Regions from separate parts of the Homo sapiens genome. Here region 2 is linked to region 1. Evidence: chromatin contacts called from ENCODE Hi-C data. All regions are on one chromosome and are shown on one strand. The core of a region is the stretch at or near the end of the contact, and the rest is flanking DNA. Distances in the headings are between cores, read along the strand shown.

Region 1 (2,693 bases), core at 117-2,616:
CATGTGCCAGAGGATGTTCACAGCGGAAACCTGGCTGAGTGTGTTTAAGGGCCCTGTAAAGCATGAAGATAATGTCATTATTCAGAGGCATCGTGTTGAAAAATATTGAAAATGCTTTAAAAGTCAGTTTCTCTTTGTTCTTAACAATTGACTATTCCAGTTTGTCATCATCTTCAGGATTTAGTTTTTTTTTGGTTGTTGTTGCTTTTGTTTTTTACCAAACAGTAATCACTTTTGAGGGTATTGCTATCTCACAATTAATTCAATGAACTTGAGGGATAATGAATATTCAGAGCTGAAAGGTGTTTACAAGATCACCCAGTCTGATAGTTTACAAACTGTGCTCTGAGGAAACCTAAGATTCTAGGGGAGAAAGGAGGAAACTCAAGAGGAAAACGTCTCTTTCAACTCTAGCATTTTCCTTTATTATTTTAGGTTTTGAACTTCTGAATAAGAGTCTTAAAAAGAAAAAAAGGAAAAAACATTCCCTTGGTAAAAATGCTTGAACTTACCTAGTCCAATGCCTTACTTTTTACATAAAAGTAATTAAATAATTTGCTTAAGATCCCACAAAGGGGTCAGTGATGGGGCAAGGACTGGCATTCTTAATCCCTGAATTTGTGATTTCGAGAATCAGTGTGGTACCACGGATAGAGAAAATATTGGTCAACAGACTTGGAGCTAATCATTACCAGTGTGTTTGGGCAAGTCACTTTGCCTTTTTAAAGTATCTTCATTTATAAGAGAATTTTGTTGTATTTTGTTTTCCTTCCTTCCTTTTGCTATAATATTTTCTCTCAGAAATGTGACTTTCAATGAATGAGGAGCAGTGAGATGAAATTTTAAAAGACAAGACTGGGACAATTCTCTCTTCTTAATTGTGCTTGCAAGTTTAGTTTAGCACCCTCCATTAGAGCAGCTTTTGTCTCTTTTATTAACTAATGCAACCCAGAAGACCCTTGCACTTAGTAGCAGATCCGTTAATATTTGTTTAGTAGCTAGGTCTACCAAGCTCCAAAAAATTGAATAAGCCATTTTGTTCTAAGGGATGCGCCACTGTTATTAATGCTGTACTGCCATCTTCTGGTCACATGAATAATTACAGTTGCATCCGTGAAAATGAAATCCTTCAGGAACTTGTTCCTTTTTTGTTTTTATATTGCAGTAATAGCATTTAGAGAAAAAAAATTGTGGGAATATCTTATTGTTGTTATAAGCAAATTTTAAAGGTGATCTTTTTAGAGTAGGAAACGTTTACATTTTCTGTGCAAAATGACAAAAGAAATATGTACCCTCACCTGAGAAAGCCAAGCAAGCCAGGGAGAAGAAAGGCTGGAAGCTAAGGAACAGAGGCACCGGGAGGTAAAAGGAACCAAACCCCGGCGCTGGGCGCCGCCCTGCGGACACTCCGGTCCTCAGCTAGAGGGAAGGGGAGACGGCTGGGCCTATGGCGAGGTGGAAATCCTTCCTCAGAGAACTTATGAACTGTGAGCTTGTGAGAGTCCAGAAACCCTGGGAAAATGCCAGGTCCACTAGCTATAGGCCTGGTTCTTCAAAAGCAAGATTTCCCTCACCATATTTTAAAATAAACCCTTGTGGGCCTTTTTTTTTTTCTTAGAAGCCAAGATACGTTGCTACAAAGTGAGATTTTCCTCTGGGCTACAATTGTGTCCTATAAAATATGGATTGTTCTAGAGAAACTCTAAGGCAATAACTTCGAAAACCATTACATCTGATAAGCATTTCTGCTTTCCTGTTCAAAAAGTGTCCTCCCAGCTGGGCGTAGTGGCTCACGCTTGTAATCCCAGCACTTTGGGAGGCCGAGGCGGGAGGATCACGAGGTCAAGAGATCGAGACCATCCTGGCCAACGTGGTGAAACCCCGTCTCTACTAAAAATACAAAAATTAGCCGGGCGTGGTGGCGCACACCTGTAGTCCCAGCTACTCGGGAGGCTGAGAGACAGGAGAATCGCTTGAACCCGGGAGGCAGAGTTTGCAGTGAGCCGAGATTGCACCACTGCACTCCAGCCTGGCGACAAAATGAGACTCCGTCTCAAAAAAAAAAAAAAAGTGTCCTCCCAACACCCCCCATCTAAGATAAAGTACCTGTGAAGAGGAGACCTTATATAACCCATCAGCAGATGTGATTAAAGACTTTAAGATGGGGGATCATCCTAGATGTGATTTAGGAGAGACCCATGTAATCGCAAGGATCCTTAGAAGAAGGGGCAGGCAGACCAAAATCAGAGACCTGCAATGTGACACTTGCAATGGAAATAGACTGGAATGATGTGGTCACCAGTCAAGGAATCTTGGCCACAGCTTCCAGGAGCTGGAAGTGGCCAAGGATGGATTCACACCTGGAGCCTCTAGAAGGACCAGCCATGTGGATGTCTTTATTTTAGACCTATGAGACTTCTTTCAAACTTCCGACTTTCAGAACTTTAGGAGAATAAATTTGTGCTGTTCTAAGTCGTCAGTTTTGTGGTAATTTGTTATGGTGGCAATAGAAAATGAATTGAGTCTTTAATCAATAAGGGTTGTTTTAACATAATCACCATGCTATTATCACACATCACAAAATTAATAATGCCTTAATACCATCAAATATCATATCCAAAGCTCCTTGATATTATGGTTCTAATCACCTTGTATTGTCATTACCTGCTTTCACCACTAGACCATGACATTAT
Region 2 (2,693 bases), core at 72-2,571, 760 kb before region 1:
GAGAAGTTCAATGATTTGGCCAGGACATGCATACTAAATATTGGTAATACATACTAAATATCCTGCTTTTCTGATTTCAAGTTTAATCGTGAGTTTATCATATATTAGTTGAGAGAGATGGTATCTTTCTTGACTTCATAGCCCCAGTCCCTAGCATAATGCCTGCATACCGTATGTTCCTTATAAAGGTTTATTAAATGAATAAATTGTAGCCTCAACTACATTATAAGCTTCATGAGACAAGACTTCTTCATGAGACATTATAGAATAAATTGTAGCCTCAACTACATTATAAGCTTCAAGAGACAAGGGTCCAGCATGGTACATGGCACACAGTAGATGCTCAAAAATATCTGTTGGATAGATAGATGGGGATTGCTAATGGATGTGTGACACTATGTTTAAGGACTGAAAAATTAATTAAAGGCATTGAACTTCAATGCATTAGATTATTAATATCAAGGAGTGGGTGCAGTATACAAAACAGTTAAACTCTTGTGCTGTAGAGCCAGGCAGTGGGGTTTAGATTTAGATGCCTTGCTTACCGGTAGCATACTCATTGTAAGTTATTTAACTTGTCTGAGCCCCAATTTCCTTACATGCAAAAAAACCAAGATAGTGATAATACCTCCTTCACTGGGTTTCTGTGAGAATAAAATGGAATCATGAACATAAAACATGTAGCACAGTGCCTGGTGTGTAGAAAAAATATAATTGCTACTATGGTTGTCTATTTTTTTGGTGAAAAAAATTTCTTAAGGAAGTATGGAAATTCTTTTATACATGTGGTTTAGAGCAAACAAAGCAGTGTCATTTAGGTTGACTTGATGCAAATGTGTTTTAGTTGGGGGGTGGCGTTTTTTGGTTTAGGTAGCTCATTTTGCTTACAGTTTGAAGAGGAAAAAAGCTAAGCAGATGGCACGGTGACACAAAGGACTGGAGCCTACTGTTGCTAGAGGTTGTAAAAGTGGAACCCCACGGTTGCCAGCTTGGCTGGACTTCAAACAAGTCCCATAAAGAGTGTGACTCGCTCAGAAGGGGGCAGGAACTTGGTGTGAAGCTCTCTAAAGTGCAAAGAACAACATCATTATATCCACAGTAGCTTGACTCAGTGCTGGGCTCTGGCCATAGGCCGGATGGCAAGAGGGTGTCAGAAAATCACAGGCAGTGCACCTGTGAAGGGACACCAAAGACTGAATCCTTTGAAAACTCCTGACTCCAGAACAACGACAAATTACCAACAGATGGCGTGAGTCACAGACTCGGAGTCCGAATGAGGCATCTGCAAACTCACGGCAGAGGCCCTGCCCCGCTGGGCTGAGCCGGACAGACACAGGCCCCAGCCCAGATGGCTGCGAAGGTCACCAGGAGGGACACCAGCCGTATGCGCTCAACTCATGAGAACTGGCACAACTCGTAAGGCCCAAGAAGGCTTCCCAGGATTAAAGGAAACAGAAACCAGATATCCTGGTCAAATAAAACCTCACATTTTTGGGGCTTATTAAATACAAGAAAATAAAAATGTGATGGGGTTCAGTATATATACCCGAAAATATTTTAAGCTGAAGGAATTTGGGAAAATGGCAGAAGTAGGAAGGTCTTCTCATCTCCTCCCTTCCCTGCCCTACCTTCTTTGAAGCAAAGCTTGGGAGACCCTCATTGGAGAGGTGCCCTCCCTAGATCCAGAGGAAAGAAGCATCTTTATCTTTGAAGAGAAGAATTGGAAAAAACAGGATTTCCTCCAGTTTATTATCAGTAGATCACACTTTTTAGTCCAATTATACTTCATAACTATCCACTTCTGTGTTAAACCTAGCATAAAAAATACATGGTTTCCCTGTTTCTTCAGGTCTTCCTTTACCTTAGGAAGGCATCCATGTCACGTAAAACCTAAATACAACGGTATCCTTTTCTGTTGTTTATTTATCTTTGTTATAGGGGCCTCAGCCAGGAACCTAGACTTTTCTTCTTCCCCTACAAATGAATCAGGGGAGAAGAGAGTGAGATGGGGAGCCTGGGAACATGGCATGCCAGGGAGGCATTTAGCAGAAAAAGGCCACCATTTTCCATTCCAGAAGCTTCTTTGATGTACTCCCCTTCTCATGCACAGGTTTAGCTTCAGGTCAGAAAAGTCCTGTAGATATGTACATTTCCCACATACCTTCCCTGCCATTATTCTATAAAATATGACCACATGCCACAAAGCGAAAAGGTATCTATACAAATTTCAGATGTTTTTCCTTCTTCCAGTGTTACAGAAACACGTATGTCCTCACAGAGACCAGCAATGATGAAAGGAAATACTAAATTCTATTTAGGAAAAAAAAAACTTGCATGGAATAAAGTCCTCAAAGCATCTCATTTGATGAAAAATCCTGTCTTCTGAGTTTCCACAGCACCCGGGGCATAGCCTACCACCTTAGGTTGTATGTCACCATTTTCCACTCTGCCACTAGAATTTCAGCTTGTCATCTGTTGTTCATCTTTAAATCCCTACCTCCTACCACATCATCTAACTTTCAGTGGGCCTTCAATGAATGACAGATGAATGAATGAATAAATACATGCATGCATGCAGGGCTATGTAGTAATGATTAGGCCTCTCCACCCCCGCCCCAGGAAGGGAAGTGCATTTAACTCAGAGGGAATAATCCCTTTGCCACATTCCAAGACAATCTGATTGGAGTTCATTT

Evidence for each region. A loop is a pair of places that touch in the nucleus more often than their neighbours do. Pooled maps may share reads with other maps.
Region 2: a loop to region 1 is called in a pooled map, with 6 times the contacts of the local background. The contact joins two enhancer-like sites. A Hi-C loop is called at or near these places in 2 of 37 single-sample maps with no recorded cell type and 4 of 50 pooled maps.

The regions. Positions count from the first base shown.
Region 1 is chr6:142,473,309-142,476,001 of GRCh38, reverse strand. No RefSeq gene overlaps it. Among named protein-coding and RNA genes, the nearest start is that of ADGRG6, 170 kb to the right of the region's middle. Within about 2 kb of position 1,366, at least 3 of the 41 ENCODE cell types and tissues checked have a DNase peak (open chromatin) inside an H3K27ac peak, as active enhancers do.
Region 2 is chr6:143,234,904-143,237,596 of GRCh38, reverse strand. All of the region lies in intron 3 of AIG1 (androgen induced 1), which reads right to left. Among named protein-coding and RNA genes, the nearest start is that of AIG1, 180 kb to the right of the region's middle. Within about 2 kb of position 1,321, at least 2 of the 41 ENCODE cell types and tissues checked have a DNase peak (open chromatin) inside an H3K27ac peak, as active enhancers do.